Linked DNA regions of Homo sapiens: region 1 is linked to region 2. Evidence: chromatin loops called from intact Hi-C (ENCODE). Cell type or tissue: right lobe of liver. All regions are shown on one strand. Each heading gives the region's core, and the rest is flanking DNA. Links, peaks and the distances in the headings are about the cores only. Region 1 overlaps NEK6 (NIMA related kinase 6). Region 2 has its middle 35 kb from the start of NEK6.

Region 1 (12,028 bases), core at 2,152-10,151, 49 kb before region 2:
AGGGAGGATCAGAAATCAGTCACAGGGACAACACGATGCACTCTCCACAGCACATGAGGAGCAGGGCTCTTGCAGATTCACGAGGCAGCCTGGAAATTGGGGATACAAATGAATTCCGTGGCCGCCGACCTGCCTGGATGGGGCCTGCGGGCGCGCTCCCGTGAACGCGGGCCTCTCTCGTCCCCAGGAAGCAAAACAACTTCTCTGACAGGGAAGAGAATAAACGACACGCAGAAATAGGAATTTAGGGAAGACAACACTTTCCTTCCTCTCCCCAGGCAGTGCTGGGAGCGTCACAGATTTTATCATTTATTCTCACAAGTCGGCAGGCATCGGCCTGGTTTTTCACAGGAAAGCCGAGAGAGGCTGAGGGTGCCAAGGGGAGAGCCCTCCGCTGCCCCAACACCCAGCAGGAAAGGGTAGGAGAAGGTGGTGGGATGGGAGAAAGAGCTGAGGATTCTTTGTTTTGTTTTTGAGATGGAGCCTCACTCTCTTGCCCAGGTTGGAGTGCAATGGCACAAGCTCGGCTCACTGCAACCTCCGCCTCCCATGTTCAAGAGATTCTCCTGCCTCAGCCTCCCAAGTAGCTGGGATTACAGGCGTGTGCCACCATGCCTGGTTAATTTTTGTTATTTTTAGTAGAGGTGGGATTTCACCATGTTGGCCAGGCTGGTTTCGAGCTCCTGGCCTCAAGCAATCCACCTGCCTTGGCCTCCCAAAGTGCTGGAATTACAGGTGTGAGCCACCACACCCGGCCCAGCCAAGGACTCTTTTTGGGTGGAAGTGCGGCCTCAGGTAGCTGAGAGGCTCAGGAATGTCCACAGTGGCATCAGCACCTGGGCCTCCCCACTGGCCTCTAAGTCCTCCCAGCCTTAGCACCGTCATTTTCCACACGCGCCACCAGACACATATTCCTAAGACCCCATCTCCCCTTCCTTATCCACCTTCAAGGTTTCTGGGTTGCCATCCCTCCTGAGCTTAGCACCTAAGACCCCTTGACCCATCAAGCCCAAGCCCAGGTGATGTCTGTCCTCCACCACGTCAGCTCCACGGAGCCACTTATGGTTCCTGCAACTGCTGTTTCCCACCTCTGCACCTGCTCACGCAGTCTCCCCATGCTCTAACTGCAGGCCTTCGCCACCTGGCCAACCCCTACTGATCTGAAGGGTGCTCTGATGAACGAGCCACAATAGCAATAGGAGGAGGAATTATTGTTTAAAAAGCTAATAGCTAATATTTACATATCAATAATAACATACTGTTAGGATTTGCATGTATGGAGGAGGGGCTGTGAAGATTCAGGCTCAAGCACTGGCCCCTCTGCACACACTCCAGCCACACATAGACAACCACTGTTCCAGCCACTGTCGTCCTGAGTCCACGGGGATTCAATGGCCCCTTCGATGTACCACGGGCTCATTATTGCTTCATGATTTTTCTTTTTCCACTCTTGCTCTTAGGCTGACCCTATGGCTTCTGTGGGCCTCGGCCTCACCCTGCTCCCAAGCCAGATCCAGGTATGAAGGGCCAGGGTCAGAGGAGAGTCAAGGGCAAAAAGCACATTGCCCTCCTTGACTGATGAGGAGACTAAGACCAGGGCCCCAGCCCACCCTTGCCCCAGTCACCCATCCAGAGATGATTCCTGAGACTCTGGAGCCACTGAAGCCCCTGGGGAGCATTTCTTCTGACTTGCAGCCCAGAATTCTTTACTCCCTGATCCAGGGGTCTCCAGGTAGGAGCTCAGGCTGTGGACACCAGGTGCCCGGCACTGTTCCAGGCTGCTCCCCACTTCTCCCCACTCTCCCCAGGACAGCCCCGTTCCCCCTCCTCTCTCCTGAAGTTCACAGCCGCCTCCCAGCCCCCCAGCCTCCACGGGCCACACTCTGCTTCAGGGGGGCCACTCCCCTGCTCAAAACCTTTCCAAACACCCACCTCCCGCAGGATCAAACCTAACTGTCGTTTAAAGGATCACCGCAGCAGGCACAATGGGTATGTGAGTCACAGAGCTGGTTCCATCCGTCCCGCTGACCTATCTGTCCCCAGAAAAGGCCTGGGCTTTGGACACAGTGGTCTCAGCATCTCAGCTGTCCCCATGGCCACAGGCCTGAGGAACAAACGAAGGGTGCATTGCTCCCTCCCCTCATTACCGTCACCGAGGCCTTTGCCAGGCCAGGCCCTGGGCTGAGCACTGGGACCACAGAGGAAAGTGGCTCAGTCCTAGCCCTGGAGGGGATCCTGGGGCAGGGGACTGGCCATTAGTGGGCCTCACAGGGTGGGGGGCCATGTTGGGGAAGATGCAGAAGGGGCTATGGAGGCACCAAGCAGGGGTTTCTAAGCAGTGTGCTGAGGTCAGAGGAGACTCCCCAGAAGCAGTGATGTCTGAGAAGTGAGAAGGAAAGCATTACAGACCCAGAGAACCAGGAGCTCCGCCTGGCAGAGGACAGGGCCCGGCAGGCGGGGGCAGGCAGCTGGAGCTGACACTTCTGAATGCTGACCCCGTTACCCATGGGTTCTGGGCTCCATGACCGTCATCAACCAGGTCACCCCTCCACAGTGCTGGGAGTGAAGATGAGGAAACCGAGGCTCAGGCAGGTGAAACCATGACTCAAAGACATCCGGCAAGTTAGTGACGTGGATGAAATGGCCCTGGTTTAAATAAGTGGGCACCTACATCTCATCCCTAGAAGTTTAAAATTACGTTTTTAAAAACATTCACTGTAGGATTCCAACTGTTGGCTCTTTGGGGGCTGCAGAGCCTTCATCAATCCTTCCTTCTGTTATCTGTGGAATTCCCACTGTGTGCTGTGCACAGTCTCACCCTCCTGGAGTTTACTGGGATGGAAGTGTGGTGAGGCACACGATGAACTAATCACAAGAACTAAGCAGAGCTCGTGCCCCTGGGGTCCCTGCTCAGGTTAAGAATTGTACTAAGTTAGGTCGGTCCTTTTCACATCCATCTTTTCATTCCTGTGCACACAGCAGACATTGCTAATCAATGCCAGTCTCCAAAGCCTTCTCAACATGGCATCTCGGGCAGCCCCTATCAATCTATCAGAGCCGGCACTGGAGAGGACAATGATTGCCAGCCTTGCTACAAATGGACATGCAGAATGGCAAGCACAGTGCGTCAGACCGGTCAGCTCCCAACCTCCCTCCCTCATTCTCAGGATCCCAGACCCCTGAAATTCTATCAGATGTCCAGGTGGAATACATGATATTCAGCATTGTCCTCGATCAGCATTCTTACATGAAAGCAAAAACCCTCCAGATGTCTGCTCACTTTCTTGGGGAATTGGGAGGTGATGCTGGGACAGGCTGCTGACAGGTACCCGGACTGTGAGTCCACACTCTGCTGCTTCTGGAGCCTCAAGGAGGGGCACTGCTGGTCCTCCACGAAAATGGACAGACTGAGGTTCAAACTTCAGTGCTACTGCTCATGAGCTGTGTGACTCAAAGCAAGTGTCTACACTCTCTGGGACTCTGCTGTTTCATCTAAAAATGAGGACAGAGATACCACTTCCCAAATTTTGGCCAGCACAGTGCCAGGCATCTGTCAGCAGCCCATAAATGCTGGGTCCCTCCTTCCCTTCTTCTGAAGTCAAGGGGCTGTGGTACACAGGTGTCAAGCCCCGTTCACATCTGCCACTGGGGCCATCACATGCCCTGCCACAGCGAGGCTCACACGGGACATGCGCAGGAAGCAGATTGGATGGGCCCTGCGGCCTCTGTCCTCCATGGCCAAGGATCTTTACCACCCAAGGAAGCATCCATTTGTAAGAGTTTTCTCTCCCTCTCTTTCTTTCCCTTCCCCTCTAAGCAAAACTGCCTGGCGGCCAATCCTGCCTCTGTCCCCAAGACAGTTCCAAAGGGCCCATCTCATCCCACAGAAGTGATGGCGGTAATTCCATTAATGGGAAGCAAGATGAATGGTACCCTGTGCCCAAAGTGTATGAGGCAAGACGGAATGGGGGGGCCATGTGGGGAAGGAAAGTGTTGCTGGAATTCACCCTCCGTTGGGGCCTTATTAGGTCCTGGAAGAGCCGCCGCACTCGCTAAAACCTGCTTTTGCCAGCAGAAGCCTCATTTTACAAATATACAACAACAACAAAAAAACCCGTAAATGGGAAGAAAACCCTGAAGATTACGCTCCCCTGCTGCAGTGAGGCTGCGAGCCGCCACTCAGAACTGAAGTCTTTAGCCTCCTCAACTCCCGCTTTAAATAAATGGCCTAAATGCCAGCTCACCATTTCGTGAATGCAGAGCACGGCTGTTTCTTTGCCGTTTAAGGACTGCTTGCCAACGGTGGGACGGGACAACTTTGGAAACATTTTCTTATAAAAGGCTTGCCTGTTCCAGATGCTATAAAACCCCATCACCCTGGCTGTCGGTCCCAGGAAGGGTGGATACGGGCCCCTCTGCTGTCACAGACACACGTGCCCTGACTGCCCGCTGTCATTTCTTAAGTCTTCTCCTGCCCTGAGAATCAGTGGCATTTTGAAGGCAGTTTCGCTGTGGAATGAGTGTCCATTTCCACAAGCATGCAAAGGGTTCCGTCCCCTCCCCCATTCGGGATCAAGCCCTGAATTGTTCTTTAGGCCTCAGTTTATCCAAATGCAGGATGTTGGGGAGGCCAAAGCTAGTCCGGAGACCACCATGGATGATGGCAGACAGAGCAGGTGGATGTGGAATAAGGCCGCCCGGGGCTGTGTGACCTTGGCAAGCCACACAGCCTCTCTGAGCCTCCACTTCCTCATCTGTCACATGAACCTAACCCCACACACCTCACAGCCTTGGAGCAAGGAGTCAACGCAATCCTGGCTCACGCGGAAATGGTCATTTTTCAGGCCAATTTTAGCACCAACAGTCTGTCTCTATTCTTCTCTGCAGAGCTCTCCTGCAGCACCCAGCACAGCCCTGACACATGGGCCGCTGAGAGTCTACTGCTTTGAGCAGAATCTTTGGTTTTTCTGCTGCCAAGAATTAAAAAAACATCCATTCACACTAGGGCAGAGTGGTTCCGATAGTGTGGTCTGGAAGCCACGGGCGTGGGTTCAAATCCTGACTTGGCAGTGGGCACACTGTGCTCCTCAGCAAATGATGCAGCCTCACTCAGCCTCCCTTTCCTCATCTGTAAAATGAATTAATAGGACCTGACTCTCAAGGTCACCAAGAGAGGTCGATGCGATCACATGTGACCAGGGCCTGGCCCAGGTGGGTCTCCATGACCAGCAGCGTTAGGGGGAGCGGTTGTGAGTCTCAGGAGAGCCTGGGGAAAACTCCCACATTGCAACTGGAAAAACTGATTTCTCAAAGACACCTTGAAGCAAAGCAAAGCCCGATGAGGCCTTCCCAGGACGCTGGGAGTGCTGGGACCTCACACGAAAGGCAGCATGTTAAATCCCCAGGGATTGCCCTTTAATGGAAGAAAGAGATTGAAGGAACTCCATTCTTTGTGGCAGCCATGGGCCACCACGCTGTCCCAGCTACCTCTCCCCAGCACTGCCTGGCCAGGAACCCTGCACCGGTTTCTTGTTTAGGAACCACAGCACCAGCCCTGTGCAGGCAGGGACTTCATGCCTGGGGCTCATTACTGTATCTCAGCAGAGCGCCTGGATCTGTGGGATGAAATGAATGAACAAAGAAAACAAGGAAGGGATGAATTCCTTAGGGAGGGCAGCTCTGGACTGAGAGCCTGCCCTGTGGCCTGGGGAAGCGCTCCCCAGAGCGTCACAGGGGCCACCAAGCTCCGAGCTCACCCCATACCATGTCGTTTACCATCAACACAGAGTATCAAAGGCCTCTTCTGGGCCTGGCGTGGAACTGAGGACTATACACCCTTACCACAATAGATTGGGAAAACTGCCCCAGAGACAGGATCTGCTATTACCCCTTGCTCCACAAATGGGAAAACAGAGGCCTGAGTGGGCGGTAACAAGCCCAGGAGACACGGGGAGCACAAGGTGGGTGTGGCTCACGGCCAGGTGTGCCTAACTCTGCCGCTGCCACCTGTCTCTCTGGGCACAAGTACAGCCACAGAGCTGGCCAGGCCTTGCAGGAGAAAAGCTGGAGCTGTGGCCCTGAGATCTGCTCCCTGCCAAGAACAAGGATGGACTGCTCAGGGGCAGGAGTGGACAGGCAGCAGCGCTGAGGTCTGGCCCCTGTCCTGCAGATGCAGATGCAGCAGACGGTGGGGGCAAGAGGCCCAGCCAGGGAGGGACCTCAGCCAGCCAGTGTGCCTGGGATTCGTGTGCAAAGAGCACTAACTCTGGGGCCAGCCGGGCCTGGGTTCAAATCTCAGTTTCCAAAGTGTGTGGTTTATGGCTTTGGACTGGCAGCTTCATTCTCTGAGCCTCAGTTAACTTCATCTGAAAAACAGGATCAGCTCAAAGTTGTCACGAGGATTAACGAAGGCAACACACGGAAAGTACTTGGCCGGGTCTCCGGTGCACAGTGGGTACTAAGTAAGTACCCCTCACCTGAGCCTCCTTGTCCATGTTTTCAGAGTAACCAGACGTCACTCCCTGTGGGTGCTGAGCCTCCCCATTTTGGGGCTGGGAACAGCGTGACAGCTGGTGGAATCCAAGCTCCTCACCCTCTCTGATCTCTGGGGCACCACGTGTTTGGCGTTGTTCCTGAGTGAGAAGGTTGGCAACCGCGCCACTCGATTTCTGACCCTTGTCACTCAAGGAGCGGAAGTCAGAGGGGTTGGGTTTGTTACTGCAACAATCTCTGGCAATGGTGTGAGAGATTAAGTCAGGGAGGGCTGACCATGGTGTGTCTTTGGCACCAGAGGCTCCGGATGAAGAGGGAGAGCCCCTGGCTGGCCGACTAACCTGCTGGGCCAGCAGTCTGCAGACAGTGCTTAACACAGAACTTTCCCTTCAAATCAGATCTGGCCCCAGCTCTGTGGAGAGAACCAACATAAGGCCCTTGCTCTGTGTGAAATGTGTGTGTGGGTGCTATGGCCCCTCCCATCAGGCTGGCTTCATGTCCAGGTGACCTGGCCCTGCCCTAAGAAGGGAGCCCCAAGCGTAGGGCTTCATGCTGTGCTTTCACTGTCCTGAAATGCTTCATGTCATCTTTGAATCTGTGTTAAGTGGAGTCTGGTGGAATAATGGAGCACATGCTGGCAGCACAGAGTCTCAGCTGCCTCCCCAGGACGGGTATTCAGCTGCCTGCTCCCGCACCCAGCAACCTCTGCCACCCGTTACCTGCAGCAGGGGCCCGGATGCAGGCAGGAGGGTCGGGGGCAGGTGTGCCCACACCTGTGAGGTCTGCACTCACCCTGAAAGTATCTTGTGTCCAGGGAGTGAGACATTAAATAGCAAACAAAAAACATCATGACAGATGGAAAGAGATTGCAAAGGAAAGGAAAAAACTTTTGTGTTTTTTTTTTACTGCTTTTTGAACAAGGGAACTTGCATCTTCATTTTGCACTGGGCCCCACAAATTTTGTAGCTGGCCCTGTGTTTTATTTCCATGGACTTCTGACCCTTCCCCTCCCACTCTGGGGACCTGGGGACATCCCTAGGCCTCTGCAGAATGGGAAGACACCACTAGGTCTAAGACCATCCCTTCCCAAGAGGCTTCTTGGACACTCAGCCCCCGCCCTGCAGGTCTTGTGGGGTGAACTTCTAGGGTTGGCCGTTCATTGCCGTCTTGTGTGCCAGGCCCCGCTCCAGGTGCTGAGGATGTCTGATCAACCTTTCGAGGCCTCTGTGCTTGAGGGGCTCCAGGGCACAGAGAAGTAACGCAACAGGCAGGACCAATGGCAGCAGATGCCGGGGGATGGAGCACATGGGGAGATGGAGCACTCAGTGGCAAGCCCCACAGACAGCATGGGGGGGGGGCGTGGAAGGAACGGCTACTGCAGCTGGCACATTCCAGGTGGCTCCCAAAGGCAGGGATGCTGCGGTTGGCTCTAGGAGACTCCTCTATAAAAGGGGAACACCTTGATTTAACTGGCTGGACTGTGGGAGACTGAAAGGGCTGTCAGTTGATTCCTCCCAGGGCACTGCAGGGAGAGAGAGAGGCTGAGGCAAAGGCTCAGGGGCCACAGGACACTTATATGGGGGACAGTCTGCAGTAAACTCCCTTAATGACTCTGCAAAACCAACAACAAAGAGAAGGGCAGAGGCTCAAGAACCACATTTCCTGAGCACCTACTATGTGCCAGGCACCGGGCTGCAGTGGCCCTTCCACACGACTCCCTGCCCCTCCTAAGCTATTCATTCCTTGTGCCTTCCAATCCCATCCGACATTTTACAGACATCACCTTCCTTTCCTGTGATTTAGAAAGTCCACCGAGGCAGGCGGATCACTCGAGACCAGCCTGGCCAACATGGTGAAACCCATCTCTACTAAAAATACAAAAAAAAATTAGCCGGGCGTGGTGGTGGGTGCCTGTAATCCCAGCTACTCGGGAGGCTGCGGCAGGAGAATTGCTTGAACCCGGGAGGCAGAGGTTGCGGTAAGCCAAGATCGTGCCATTGCACTCCAGCCTGGGTGACAAGAGTGAAACTCCATCTCAAAAAAAAAAAAAGTCCAGTTAGCACCAAGCAAGGGGTCACCCAGGCAGGGGTGGGGGGTTTTCAGATATGACCTGTCACCCCTAGAGTAGCACGGCACAGTAATTAAGAGCTAGAATGCAGAATGGGGTCAGCCTGGATTTGCTCCTGGGCCACTCACTAGCTGTGGGGTCTGGGGTGGACCACTGACTTGCCCTGGGCTTCAGTTTCCCCTCTGTAACTTGGGGTTAATAAGAGCCCCACCATCTGGGAATGCTGTGATGATTCAATGACATGGTATCAGTGAAGGGTACAGCACTCGGCAAGCGCTCAATAAATGTCAGCCACTGTTTTTGTCATAAAACCCCAAAACATCACATCAGAAACCCAGGTGTCCTGTGACGCTTCTCGGGATCACAGGAATCTGCTCCCTCCTTCCCGCATCTGCCGAGACTCTGCTCCGAGCCTCCTCTCTCCCCCATTGTCATGTCGCATCAGTCCATAAATATTTAAACAACATGTCATCAGATTATTATAACATATGATCTATAGCACTGATGTGCTGCAGTTCTGTGCATTTGGGCTTCATTTTCAGAATATCGAGACATAAAATATTTATGTATTTAGCCAACCACGCGATCTCACATTCTGTCTCAAAATGCTGGGTGGTGGCAAGACGCTGAACTGAGACACAACGTGTGAAGGGGATGCCTTGTTCTCACGTCGGTTCCTGGGGCATCTGGATTGTTTCTGGTTCATTCTGGGGACGTCACCACGTGGCCTGTGAACAGTGGCTGACTGGGTATATCACAGCAAGCAGAGAGAGAGCCAGGACTAAAGACCCCATCAAAACACCACAAGTGTCCAAACCACTACGGACTGTGCCATTTGCATTTCTGCATCTCCATGAGTCTGCACACAGTAGGTGGTTGTTAAATGTCCACTGGGAAGTGAATGCATTCACCTGTGGCACACAGCACACCCTATGGGCTGGCACACAGTAGGGACTCAGTCATATTTGTTCTGTTTCATTCCACCCCCAGTACCCAGCACCAGGCCAGGTACATCAGCAAACAGTGCTGGATGAATGGCAATTGAAGGAGTAAATGTGTGACCAGATAAACCACTTAATTAGCTAATAAATGAATGAGGGATAATGACTCCCTATCTGCTGGTCCAAATTACACTGTGTAAGACCCTCCTCCTGAGAAATAAAGGCTCTCCAGTAACCTGCACTGGGTAGGAAAAGGGGTTTTTCTGGGTCATTAAATATCTCAATTGCTAACATTAGCACATCACAGTGACCATATGTCCTGAAATTTTCAGGACTGGGTAATTTCAAAGATGCCACCCCATAAGCCATTTGAGCATCCAGAGACTTCGCACAGCAGACAGCATCTTCCAAACCATCTCTCCTGTCCCTGAATGGCACTAAATACTTCTACAGATCACAGCCCGTTTGGGAGTTTGGAAAGTGGGGCCATGATGTGTCTCACCTACAGGTGATCAATGTCTGAAGACACAGAACACCATAAAGGTCTGTGCGAGTGAAAGGTGTTAGCTCAGAGTACAAGTATTTTCTCTGCATGTTTCCCCAGGAAGACGGGGCAGGGACCTCATCTGATTCCTGTGTGTTTCCCCAGGGGCCAAGAAGGCATGTGGTGCTCAGCCGTCCCTTGCTGAATGGCATCATGAAACCTGGTCACAGGGCTTCCTCATTTCAGGGTCCCAGTGGCCAGCTCAGGGGCGGCCCAGCACCTGGTGTGCCCATCACCCCTTGGAGAAAACCACAGAATGTTTTCCAAATGCCACGCTGTCACCACTAGGCTGGCTCCAAGAGCAGGCGGCTCCCACACTTGTCCCAGCGTCTGCACAGACAAAAACCCAGTCCTCATTTCCTCTTGGGTTAGGTAAGGAGGCTGGCATTTAAAACACACACAAAAGGCCACTACATTCCCGGAGGAGACGAACAAAGGAAATGTACACACACTGACTCAGTCCGGCACGCCGTGCCCACTCGAGGTCCTGTTGTAACTGAATCCAGGCGGACTCGACCGGACCTGCCAAGCCCAGGGGCGGACTCCCTCTCCTTTGCTCTCTTCTGTGTGCCATGTGGTGCCCAGTGATCCTGCCATCTGGGCACCCACGCTGGTGGCCCGCCAAGGCCACATCAGCTGCAGAATCTTTCCTCTTTCAATGCTGGGTTTCCTACTTTCTAAGATGGGGTGTAATCTGGGGTCCTGCTCATTTGCCAAAAAGTCATGTCTGTGCTCAGAGGTGGCTTGGTTAGCCTTTCCTCAAAGCAACCCCAAAAGATATGCCCTCTAAACAAAGTGTGTGCTTGGTAGAAAATGCAGCTTTAAGACACAGCACTGACCCATTCCAACCCAAAGCCCTCCTATGCAGACATGTGGGAGCTGCCTCGGCAGGGAAGGGGCATAGGAAGGAGAGCCTGTAACTCTGGGAGGTAGAGCCCTTCTGGGCTTAGGTTCCTCCTCATTGGAATAATTCGAGGATGAGCATTTCTCTAAGAAACCTCTTCTCCCAGGGAAGGGCCAGCTCAGCTCAATACAGCCCTGCACAGCCCACTGAGGGGAGTGAGGAACGTTTGCTAACAGATTCGTTCACTCCATATAAACATTCTCCAAGGATCCGGCCGCGTGCCTACTTAAAACTTCCCATTCACTCAACAAATATTAATTGAGCTCCTCCTATGTGTCAGGCACAATGCTGGCCATGGAGAACACTGTTGTGGTCCACAGACCAAGTCCCATCCCCTTCTAGAGTGCATGTTCAGTCTGTGAGGCAGGTTACAACTATGCGATGACAAGACGGATGCTCAGGGGCCCTGGCATGGTACCTGGGTGCACACTGTTCCTTCCAGCTGCCTGGGGGCCCTCACACAGGTCCTGAGCTGGGCAGCTGGTCACTTCCTGAGGGCACATCCTGGTCACTTCCGGAGGGCAGCCTCTGTCCTCCAATTTTCAGCTCAGACCCCCATGCTGTGGGTGTCCTCACAGCACTCAGGCTGATGCTCGTCAAGCACCACAGATCCTGGACTCTCTGGGTCTCTGTTTCCTCATCTATAAAATGGGCAGAACGATACCCACATCACGGCATCACTGGGAGGATGAAGTGAGTTCCCTCAGGTTAAGGGTTAGATTAGAACATGGCCCACAGTAAGTGCCTGGTAAGGCCATCTACCGACAGGAGCAAAGGCCAAAGAAGCAGGAGGAAGTTCCACAGCCCCACCTCTCACCCACCGGCCCCACCTGCCTCTCCACCTTGGGGTCTACCTGCCCTTCACCCCAGCCCTCTCAGCCCTCTGGCAAACCCCACGTCTCCCTCCAGGTGGGTTCAAACACCCCTCACTGCCGGAAGCTCTCCTACTTCCCCAGAGACTACATCCCAAAAAATGCCACCTGCAAATTGATCAAGAGCACCTAAGAAGGGGTTGTGACAGCCTCTGTCCCCACCAGGTGGTGAGAGGCCAATGGGTGGGGCCATTAGAGGGTCTTCGT
Region 2 (12,028 bases), core at 2,663-10,662:
TGTGAGTCTGTCCGTCTGGGGCTGGGATGAGGGGACTAGGGGCTGTGCCCCTCATGCAGCCATTTCCTTCTACTCTATTCCCTGCCCAGGTAGGAGTCTGGTTAAGTGCACCCCGAGAAGCATGGAGAGACCCCAACTCCCCATCGGGGCCACCCTTCAGCCTCCGGGAGGGGCCTGGAACTCGGCTTTCTCCAGGAGATTTGGGGAACATGTTACCGGGGTCCTTCAGCGGCCTCTCATCCACTTCTTGGCTGCAGAAATTCCCTGGCCACCTGGGCACGGAGACACTCTGGCTCCACCAGCCCACGCAGAAGCCTGAACTCATGTAATTAGACATAATGACACATGGCGGGAGCTTCCAGAATCTCACAATCTAATGACACACCCACCTCCCAACCCACCTCAGGGGCCAGCAGAGCTCCTAATTAGGTCTGGCGCCAGCAGGTGGGAGATCCAAGGGTTGGGGGAGCAAGGAGAGAATCCTGGCCTTGGGGTTTGTCAACCTGTGTGCCAAGTCCAGTTTGATTACTTTTTGACTATGAGGCGCTGGGCAAGTCAATTCACTTCTTCAAGCCTCCATTTTCTCATCTGTAAAATGGGGTTTTGTATTTACACCACAAAGTGCTGTTGTGAGGAGTGTGAGTTCCCTCCTGCTGGGAGGCTGTCAGTGGGTGGGTCTGGGGGAGACTGGCCTGCCATGCCCAAGGCCAGGGCCTGTGTCCTGGGGTGGGACCTCTTTCAGGTGTAGGGGAAGCTGCCACACCTTCAAAGGCCGATTGGACAAAAGGCAGTTCTCCAAAACTCATTGAAGGACCACTGCCTCATATTACCGAATTGACTGGTTTTTCAAAAACTTGTTTAAGAAATATTCTTTTTGGCTGGCATGGTGGCTCACTCCTGTAATCCCAGCACTTTGGGAGGCCGAGGAGGGTGATTCACCTGAGGTCAGGAGTTCGAGATCAGCTTGGCCAACATGGCGAACAAAACCCCATCTCTATGGGTGTGGTGGCACACACCTCTAATCCCAGCTACTCAGGAGGCTGAGGCAGGAGAATCACTTGAACCCGGGAGGCGGAGGTTGCAGTGAGCCGAGACTGCGCCATTGCACTCCAGCCTGGGTGACAAGAGTGAAACTGTGTCTCAAAAAAAAAAAAAAGAAAAATTTTAAAATTATGTTTAATGTACATTCTTCCAATGGCTATATTCCATTTTAAGGACTATTTAATTTGTCCAAAGTTCATAATACATTTGCTCTTCTAGTGCTCCTCCTCCTCTTCTTCTTCTTCTTCTTCTTCTTCTTCTTCTTCTTCTTCTTCTTCTTCTCCTTCTCCTTCTCCTCCTCCTCCTCCTCCTCCTCCTTCTTCTTTTAGATGGAGTCTCGCTCTGTCACCAGACTGGAGTGCAGTGGCACGATCTCAGCTCACTGCAACCTCTGCCTCCTGGGTTCAAGTGATTCTCCTGCCTTAGCTTCCTGAGTAGCTGGAACTACGGGCATGTGCCACCACATCCAGCTAATTTTTGTATTTTTAGTAGAGACAGGGTTTTACCATGTTAGCCAGGATAGTCTCAATCTCTTGACCTCGGGATCCGCCCACCTCAGGCTCCCAAAGTGCTGGGATTATAGGCATGAGCCACTGTACCCAGTCTATTCTTCTTAAATAATATCCTATGAATATGTTTTTCACAGTATCACATGGGAACTTTAGCTTTTAGACTGATTGTTTTTAAAAACCTCTGAAAAAAAGTAATTTTCTGTCTTATCAGAACTTTAGCATCTGAAGGATCCTTTGAAGATTTTGTTAAATGGTCAACTCAACCAATTATCCAAATTTACTGCTTATCTCAAAATGTATTTCTCTTTTTTTTTTTGAGACTGAGTCTTGTTCTGCCCCACCGGCTGGGGTGCAGTGGCATGATCTCGGCTCACTGCAACGTCTGCCTCCTGGGCTCAAGTGATTCTCCTGCCTCAGCCTCCTGAGTAGCTGGGACTATAGGAGTGTGCCCCCACGCACGGCTAATTTTTGTATTTTTGGTAGATATGGGGTTTCACCGTGTTGGCCAGGCTGGTCTCGAACTCCTGACCGCAAGTGATCCACCCACCTCGGCCCCCCAAAGTGCTGGGATTACAGGCATGAGCCACTGTGCCTGGCCTAAACATGTATTTCTTTTAATTATATTTTTATATTTTGATTTCACTTTCAAAAAATTTTACATGCATTTTGTTCTGCAAGACTTAACAATGAAAAACAGCTGTCTCCTGTCTAATCCATCTTTGCTCCCAGTTCCCAACCATCAGAGGTAACTGCTTTTTAACAAGAAACAAGTTTCTTTTTTATTTGCCTTTATGCTTCCACTGTTATCACATGTCTATACCGTTATTTCTGGACTTTCAGTTTTATGTATAATCTACTCTCTTCTTACTTTGGAAGATTAGAATTTGCTTCCCATACCACGCTGCCCCTACTTCCCCTGGTACCATCTTCCTTATATGATCATCTCATCTCATAATTTTTGGTTAGATAAATATTGGGGGTTTATTTTGTGGCCATGTGAACAGTGTTGATAGCCCAGCAATGTAGAGTACTGTGATTGCATTTATTCTCTTGTGCAGCTTTCTGTTTTTCCTAGAATTGTTCATTTTCTGTCTATTTATTTATTTAGAGATAGGCTCAAGCTATATTGCCCAGGCTGAACTGGAACTCCCGGGCTCCAGTGCTAAGCTAATATCCTGTTCTTCACTCCATTTACATCCCTAGTTTTAACCTGGTTCCATCGATGTTTCTTACCTGAAATAATAATTATGATCATATTTGACAAAGGTGGTTTTCCTTCTTTCTGTATGATTTGACATTCTACTGTCAGGAAAAGCTTTCTCTTCTGTCCGGTTACTTATTCGTTTTTTTGTTTATAGCAGTTGGAGTCAGGGGTTTCTATTTTATTCAGTGGGTTATCATTCATTGCTATCATTATTAATTTTGATTTTTCAATTACACCAGATTTGGTGTGGCCCCATCCAGCTGGCCCCTGTGTCCCTTTGACATGTCCACACTATGCTTTGAATGCTTAGTGACTTTTTGCCACAACAAGGTGTTCCAGGTTCATCTTGTTCTTCCTCTCTCCCAGCCAGGACTCAGCCTTCCTCCAAATGGCATTTTGAAAACAAGATCTTGGCACTGGGTATGTTCATTGCTACCAGAGCATTGCTGCTCCCATACCTTCTTGGTGAACAGAGCTGAAAATACACACACACACACACACATCAAATATGCATATATGTATACACATATGCATGCAGGTGCATATACATGTATATATATAGACACACCTTTCTGTCTATATTCTCTCTCTCTCCACATAAACACAGATTCTCACCATGTGTTCTCACTGAGAGCTCCAACTCCAGCCCAACACTATGGGCTTCTTCAGTTTCCTCCTTTTTTTTTTTTTCTGAGACGGATTCTTACTCTGTCACCCAGGCTGGAGTGCAGTGGTGTGATCTCGACTTACTGTAACCTCTGCCTCCTGGGTTCAAGTGATTCTCCTGCCTCAGCCTCCTGAGTATCTGGGATTATAGGCACACGCCACCACGCATGGCTAATTTTTGTATTTTTTAGTAGAGATCAGGTTTCACCACGCTGGACAGGCTGGTCTTGAACTCCTGACGTCAAGTGATCCGCCCGCCTCGGCTTCCCAAAGTGCTTGGATTACAGGTGTGAGCCATTGCACCTGGCTTTTTTTTTGTTGTTGTTGTTTTGTTTTTTTTGAGACAGAGTCTCACTCTTGTTGCCTAGGCTGGAGTACAGTGTCACAATCTCGGCTCACTGCAACCTCTGCCTCCCGGGTTCAAGCAATTCTTCTTCCTCAGCCTCCTGTGTAGCTGGGACTACAGGTGCACACCACCATGTCTGGCTAATTTTTGTATTTTTTAGTAGAGACGGTGTTTCACCATGTTGGCCAGGCTGGTCTTGAACTCCTGACCTCAGGTGGTCCGCCTGCCTCCGCCTCCCAAAGTGCTGAGATTACTCGCGTGAGCCACCGCACCCAGCTGGTTTCCTCCTTTCTGCATCTGTGCCTCCCTGCCTCATCAAGGAGAAACCTGAATCCTCTTGTCCATGCTAAGCTATACCTCTGCTCTGCCCCGGTGCATACCCATCTTTGATTGCAGCAGGCTGCCGCCCAGGTCCAGCCTCACAAGGGCCACTGTGACTGTCATCCTCGAGCCTCATGATTTTGACTGGATGCACTGAGAAAGGTAGGCAGGCAGGAGGAAGAAAGGAAAGAAGGGAGAGATACAGAAAGGCAGCGAAGGGGAGAGGGAAAAGACAGGCAGGCATGGGATGGGTTTTTAAAGCTTTAGAAGATTTCTTGGATTTTCAGGAATGTTCAGTTTGTCTCTACCCCATGTCCCTGATGCTGCCACTGGAGGGGAACAGAATAGAGATCTAAGCCCAGTCTGGGCTGCAGGTCCCAGAGGTGAGAGGGATCTGAAGGCCCCAGATCCTGACCCCCCGTAGCCATGATGGCCTTGCTAATTCATTTCATGCACACAGTGGGAACTTTTACAAATTAAAACAAAATGAAAAAAAGCTCACTGGGGTGGCTCATGCCTGTAGTCCTAGCACTTCAGGAGGCCAAGGTGAGCAGATCGCTTGAGACCAGGGGTTTGAGACCAGCCTGGGCAACATGGCGAAACCCCATCTCTACAAAACATACAAAAATTAGCCGGGTGTGGTGGTGCATGCCTGTGGTCCCGGCTACCTGGGAGACTGAGGCAGGAGGATGGGTGGAGTCCGGGAAGTTGAGGCTGCAGTGAGTTGAGATTGCACCACTGCATTCCAGCCTGGGTGACAAGAGCAAGGCCCTGTCTCAAAAATAAATAAATAAATAAAATGTTTTAAGTCGGGATAGATTTGTTAAGCTCAATGATCTGGTGATATGGCACAGTGACCCTTTGACTAACTGACTTAGCCACGGTAGGTGTGGAAAGGGAAAGTGGTCTCTACTCACGGGCTCTGGGGTCCCTTCCTTTTGCACCCACGGTAGCTCTGCTCATTTGCATTAGTACTGTCTGGCTTTGGATTATATTTCTTTTGATAAAGGGTTTGAAAGAAAACTGAGCTGGGCGCGGTAGCTCACACCTGTAATCCCAGCACTTTGAGGGGCCGAGGCGGGCAGATCACCTGAGGTCAGGAGTTTGAGACCAGACCGGCTAACATGGTGAAACCCTGCCTCTACTAAAAATATGAAAAAATTAGCTGGGTGTGGTGGCACGTGCCTATAATCCCAGCTACTCAGGAAGCTGAGGCAGGAGAATCGCTTGAACCCAGGAGGTAGAGGTTGCAGTGAGCTAAGATCACGCCACTGCACTCGAGCCTGGGCCACAGAGTGAGACTCCATCACAAAAAAAAAGAAAAGAAAAGAAAGGAAACTGAGCCTGAGTTCCAGTCCTCCTGGGCCTCCTTGCTGGGTGACCCTGGGCAAGCCTTTCCTTCCCTGAGCTTCAGTTTCCTATCTGGGAAAGGACAGGTTGGATGCTGAGTTCTGTGCATCTCAGTGTCAGGTGTGTTGCACACATAGCTGGGGACCAGCCACCAGTGCCCAGGGAGGGCCACCAGTTCCCCAGGCAGGGGAGGGAGGAACCACTTTCCCCACCCTCTTCCAGAGAAACAGGTCACTGGCTGGGCTTGGGCCTGCAGCCAAGGGGAACTCAGAGACAATAAGCCCAAGTCACCCAGCTGGCAGGTTGTGCAATTTCCACCAGCGCCTGCAAACAAGATGTTGGCCCCTGAACTTTGGACTCTGGGCAGCCTTCTCCCCACCCCTCAGACCTAAACCACCCAGTTTAGGGGACAAGGCTGGGGGTGGGCAGGGTGCTCACTTAGTTCCAAGGACAGCCAGGTGGCTCTGGGCGCCTTGAAGAGAGAGGGTCCCACCAAGGAGGGTGTCAGAGCACCTGGCTGTGGGGAGTCAGTGGAGGAGGCTGGCCATTGGGGAACTGTCAGAGTGTGTGTGTGTGTATGTGTGTGTGTGTCTGTGTCTGCATGTGGACAGGCGGCACCTGTGAGCTGAGTTGCCTCTGCCTATGCATGGAGCCATGGTTACTCTCAGGGGAGTGACATCAGCAGATTGTCGGATGCTGGATGCTGCTTTGTGACTGCAGGGTGGTCCATGCACGAGTCTGTGAGGGTATGATGTGTGTCCTCGTGTGTGAGTCATCCTGGCTATTGATAGGCGTGTGTGTTATCTGTTTGCATGCATGTATGTAATGGGGCCCATGGCAGAGTGCAGATAGGTGAGACTGCACACACGTGTGATTCTGTGGGGGCACGTGCAGGTGTGTGGCTCTGATTGTGTGCCGATGAGTGTGCATGTGGGTGTAAATACACGCATGTGTGCACAATGGTGGGTGGGCATGTTTACCATCAAGGATACGTGTGTGTGTGTGCATGCCTGTGTGAGCCCCATTTGCTGGGCCTGTGGTCTCTGTGGTGGTACTATGGTTTGTAAACACGCATGACCTCTTTACTACACATGAGTGCAGGTAACATGGATGTCCACGCAAGTGCCAGTGTAGGACCCGTGTCCCTGGAGCTTTGGCCCAGCTTGTCACACGCTTCACCCCCTGTGCCCCTACCAACCTGTCAATTACTTTCATGCTTCCAGCAAGTCTCTATTCTGAACCTCAGTTTTCCCATCTGAACTGCATAGGAGGAGGTTGGACTGGATGAGCCCTCAGGCTCCTCCTACCTGTGCAGCGACTTGGATACCGCGTCACAAAGAACATGCAAACATGAGGAAAGTGAGAGCCCAGAACGCCTAGAATTTACCTCAGTCCCTGGCTGAGGGACAGGAAGCTTTGAAGTGACAGATGAAGCTAGGGACCCAGATCCTGGGATAGGGCAGGCCCAGCAAGGGCCTGAGGGACCCACTGTCTTCCGTCTGGTGAGCCACCACCATGGGCTGGAGGGAGGGGACTGACTGATGGGACCTCTGCCGGGGAACCTGGAAGGGCAGATGGGAGTGGGGAGGCCAAGGTGGGAGGACATCTGTGAGCAGCCTCCAAAAGGAATCCCAGAGACACTAGGTGGGAGGCAGTACCACCCCTCTACTCACAGAAAGGAGTCTGTCCCCACTCCTTTGTTCCTTAAGGAGTGGAACCCTGGGGCAGCTGTCTTGACACAGAACGAGCCTTCATTCCCCTTAGGGCTGGTTCCAATATTTGAGGCTCCAGCCTGATTTTCAACAGATGCTGAAGGGGAAGGAATGGATACCCTGCTGAATGCCTCCCCTGTACTAGGCACTTTGCTAGTGTGCCAGGAAGGGCTTCTTTGCCCCCTTCACTACTTTCTTCTCTCCCCTGGTTCTCGACAGCTCCACCCACCCTTTGTGCAATAAGTCTTCAGGAAGGTGAAGTAGAGAGACAGCAGAGTAGCGCAATGCTACTCCACCTATGTCACAAGAGACAGTCAGTGGTAGCATGAGAAAGCTTTGCTGTCTTGTAGTAAGTTTACTGCAAAGAGCTAGAAGGAGCTAGAGCCTCTTCCATTAGTCCCGCCTGTGACATGCCCTCAGGGGTCTGATGCTGCCCCTCTAGGATAAAAACTCTGTAAGTGGAGAAGAGAGAGACAATTCTTGGGCCAAAGATGCCCGCTGTAAAATTCAAGGCCAGTCAGAAAAACAGAAACCACTCTAGGTATTTCCAACAGAGGAAATTTAATATAGGGAATTGGTTACCTGGAAGAGGGAAGAGCTGAAAAGCCAAACAGCAAATGGTGAGGCAAGTGCTTGTTCCACAATGGCAAAAGGTGCTACCACTTAGGGGTGGAGAGACAAAAGGAAGAGGCAGTGATACTGCCCAGGAGTAACTTGAATCATCAGAGCCACCTGGAGACTTGGAACTGCAGATGACCGGGTGGTTCTAGAGCAGCCAAAGACACAGAAGAGAGCAGCCTGTGCTGGGGAAAGGCCACTCCCACTCCCTCCCTAAGCAGAGGGAGGGAGAAATACCCAGATTGTCCCCTCCTCCCATGCTCCAATCTCCTGCCAGTGCTTCCCCTTGGCCCAACCTAACAGGAAGCCAGTTGGCAAAGGAAACTGGGAAAAGCAGTTTGCAGGAGAGGGGCAAGCACACAGGACTGCCCAGCACACTTGCCCACGATGCACACTGCAGGGGCTGAGAACGTGTTGGGAAAAGCAAAGAAATACTTGGCAGTGTCCCCAGGACTCTGGGGATATGATTAACTGTTGATCAGAGTTTCATGGACTGAACACACATACGCTTCCAGGGAACACACTGAACACACATACGCTTCCAGTGTGACCTGCTCCGTGAGTGTGGCTTCAAATTGTCTCCACCACAGGCCAACAAATTTAGGACAAGCCTCCCTCCCCATGCTGCAGTGGAGGAAACGGAAGCTTTAGGAAGAGAAGTGCCTTCTACAAGCTCCACGGCTGGAAAATGGGCAAAGTCAGGACTCAAACCCTGGTGACTCCAGGGCCCCAGGCCTGGGAAAAAGGTGAGAAGTCAGGTGTCAGGTGTTACCCTTGGGAGCAGATGCTGGTTATTGATCTGAGTTGGAGGCCCTGGGTAAAATTCTGAGAAGGAGAGCGGCGTTGAGCTTGAGTGAGGCTGACTGGGGAGAGAGCTGTTGATGGTGAAATGGGAAGGGGGCATAGTGTAATGGTTAAGGGTGGGACTTAGGAGCCCAACAGTTTGGTTCAGATCAGCTCTGCCATTTACTAGTTGCGTGACTTGATCTCTCCATGCCTCAGTTTTCTCTTCTGTTAAATAGGAGTCATAGTGATCACAGTACTTGCTTCATAGAACTGTCATGAGAACTAGCGTGTTGCATAAGCGATTGCTAGGATCATTGTTGAGTCCTTACGCTGAGCCAGTACTCTACCAAACACTCTACCTACATTATCCTATTTCATTCTTAAAAACAAAATATCGGCCGGGCACTGTGGCTCACGCCTGTAATCCCAGCACTTTGGGAGGCTGAGGCAGGTGGATAACGAGGTCAGGAGATGGAGACCGTCCTGGCTAACACAGTGAAACCCCGTCTCTACTAAAAATACAAAAAATTAGCTGGGCGTGCTTGCAGGCGCCTGTAGTCCCAGTTACTTGGGAGGCTGAGGCAGGAAAATGGCCTGAACCCGGGAAGCGGAGCTTGCAGTGAGCCGAGATCGCGCCACTGCACTCCAGCCTGGAAGACAGAGTGAGATTCTGTCTCAAAAAAAAATATCGGCCAGGCGCGGTGGCTCACACCTGTAATCTCAGCACTTTGGGAGGCCAAAGTGGGCGGATCACCTGAGGTCAGAAGTTGGAGACCAGCCTGGCCAACATGGCAAAACCTCGTCTCTACTAAAAATACAAAAATTAGCCGGGTGTGGTAGCACATGCCTGTAATCCCAGCTACTAGGGAGGCTGAGGCAGGAGAATTGTTTGAACCCAGGGGGCGGAGGTTGCAGCAAATCGAGATCACGCCACTGCACTCCAGCCTGGGCGACAGAGGGAGATTCCATCTAAAAAATAAAAAAATAAATTAAAAAAGGTCCTTTTTATTCCCATTTTTACATGTGAAAATACTGAAGCTCTGAGACATAAAGCAACTAGGTTGAGGACGAGCATCAGTAGGAAGTAGAATATGACTGCAAAGTCCTATCCCTGGGCGGCTGCACCATTCCCTGTTTTGTTTCTCAGTCCTTCCATTGGAAGACAAGCCCCTGTATTAAATCCCTTCTGTTCAAAACCTAGGGCATTTCAGGCTTCCTGATGAGATGCTGCCTGATACAGTAGTTACTGTTTATTGTGGGTTTCCTGGGAACGGGCACTCTTCTATGCACTTTACATACAGTAATGTATCTAATCATGCCCTGCTCATCCTATGCATTAAGTGCTATGATCTCACTCGACAGCAGAGGAAGGAGAGGGGAAGCCACTTGCCTGGGATCCTGCAGCTCATGAGGGGCAGAGCTGGGGTTTGAGGACATGAGGTTCAAATCCAGAATCCACATCCTGACCCATGGCAGGAGACCACCCTACTTGCTGTTGGCCATCACTACTGCCAGGCAGCAGCCAGCCCACCAGAGCCTGGCCCTGGTGGCAACCAGTTAGCCTCTGTGACCTCCCCATCTGACTCCATCTTCCCCCTCTGCTGTGGACCTTGTCTAATTTCTACCCACTTCAGAGACTAGGACAAAGATGGCATCTCCAAGGCATTCTCTTCTCCAAGCTGAAGACCCCTGTGTCTGGGAGGGGCTGGGAGGTGAGGTGGGGCCTTCCTGGAGGATACTAAAAGGGCTCCTAACCCTGGTGTCTCTTCCCTCCCAGCCTGTCCCTCTTATGCCACTCATGGCATCAATCCGTCCAGAGGGACACTCCGATGACTCACCCACCACAGCACTTTCACTTCCTTCTTCTCCAGAGGAGGCGTCTGACCTGCTGCAGCTGCACTGAAGGGCCTCTTCTCAGGGGCTTCCAAGGCTATAGGGGGCGGCCAGGGGCCCTGCTGCAGCCTTGAGGTCCAGGCCTGGGGCCTAGAGTGCTGCCTCTGTAGGGAGCAGAGTGACCGGAGGGGCTTTGGGCCTCCTTGCTAGAGACTGGCTTCAGCTGAACCCTGTCCAAATTGTCAGTCACCCTCAACACCCATGCAGGGTTGGCACACAGGGAGATGGACCTTGAGTTTTTTTTTGAGACAGAGTCTCACTCTGTCGCCTAGGCTGCAGTGCAGTGCAGTGGTGCGATCACAGTTCACTGCAGTCTCCACTAACGGGGCTCAAGCAATTCTCCCACCTCAGCCTCTCGAGTAGCTGGGATGACAGGTGCATGCCACAACGCCCAGTTAATTTTTGTAGAGATGGGGTTTTACCATGTTGCCCAGGCTGGTCTTGAACTCCTGGGCCCAAGCGATCCGCCCACCTCAGCCTCCAAAAGTATTGGGATTACAAGGGTGAGCCACCATACCCAGCTGACCTGGAGTTTTAAAGCTGGAGTTGTATCTCTCATACTTCCTGATGGCATTGAAGGGACCCATATTCATTCATTCACTCATTCATTTACTCCTTTATTCCCTCATGTAACAAATCTGTCCTGGGCTTCTATATACCAAGCAGTCCCTAGGGTACCAAGAAACCAGGGCTCGCCCTCTGCCCATGAGGAGCTCATGGCCCATCTATGGGTGGGGGTTGTGGGAGTGGCGGGTAGCAGGGCGGATCCATAAATAGAAAACCCCGGTACAGTGAAAGCGGGCCTTGGAGAGGGCTGGGGAAGCCCAGGCAGTGCAGTGGTTGTGGTTAAGTCACAGGGCACCGCAGGGTGGACCTAGGATTTGTGAAGTCTGAAGCTTTTCAATTTTGGAAGCCCCATCTGTAGAAACAGAATACAAAATTAGATTCAAAAGCATTTATTTAGAAGGAGAAAACAAAACCCAAGACAGTATCAAGGGCTTGGAGATACTTCTGAGATCCCTTCACACAGTTTACCAGAAATGTTTACATGGAAATGCTTCCTCATTACAAGCTGGTTTCCCTCTCTCCCTAGAGTACTCTATAGCTCCCAGCTACTCCAGGGGTGCTGGGAAGGGCAAGGCTGAAAATGAAGCTTTGCTAGGGTCACAATGCAGCCTCCTTGGAGCAGGCAAGTTGCACAACACTGATCCCATCCCAGTCTCAGAGGATAGTGCATGGTTCAATGACCTAGCTGTGGAGTCAGACCTGGGTCACACTCCCCACTCAGCCATTTTCTGACTATGCCACCTTGGGGAAGTTGCTCATCTCTGAGCCTTGGTTCACTCGTCTGTAACATGAAGCTATTGATAGAACCACACATTGTGTTTTTGTAAACATTCAATGAGATCATCCATGCAGAGCAGTTCATAAACATGAAGCACTGGATGAACGCCACTGTCACAGTGAATGCCACTATTCATGATGAAGGTCTGTGGCTGTCTTGTCCTGCCTCTCTCTCTCTCTCTCTCTCTCTCTGTGTGTGTGTGTGTGTGTGTGTGTGTGTGTGTGTGTGTGTGTG

The links. Peaks named below come from ENCODE experiments on the same cell type or tissue, not always from the same donor. Only the 100,000 strongest peaks of a DNase experiment are listed, where the experiment ranks them.
Region 1: it touches region 2 in a loop (1.9-fold over the local background); 9 of 110 quality-filtered maps call a loop at or near these places.

Annotation. Positions count from the first base shown.
Region 1 is chr9:124,265,892-124,277,919 of GRCh38, reverse strand. All of the region lies in intron 1 of NEK6 (NIMA related kinase 6), which reads right to left. It overlaps LOC124902268 (a long non-coding RNA gene), which reads right to left. Exons shown (of 2, transcript XR_007061765.1): 2 at 7,380-8,014. Among named protein-coding and RNA genes, the nearest start is that of NEK6, 14 kb to the right of the region's middle. In right lobe of liver, for the core only: no CTCF peak of the experiment used is centred there; DNase peaks (open chromatin) are centred at 5,959 and 6,689; H3K4me3 peaks cover 537 bases; H3K27ac peaks cover 6,784 bases.
Region 2 is chr9:124,217,250-124,229,277 of GRCh38, reverse strand. No RefSeq gene overlaps it. Among named protein-coding and RNA genes, the nearest start is that of NEK6, 35 kb to the left of the region's middle. RefSeq lists enhancers at 10,169-10,528, 11,099-11,258. In right lobe of liver, for the core only: no CTCF peak of the experiment used is centred there; DNase peaks (open chromatin) are centred at 5,707, 6,087, 8,117 and 10,397; H3K4me3 peaks cover 1,621 bases; H3K27ac peaks cover 5,411 bases.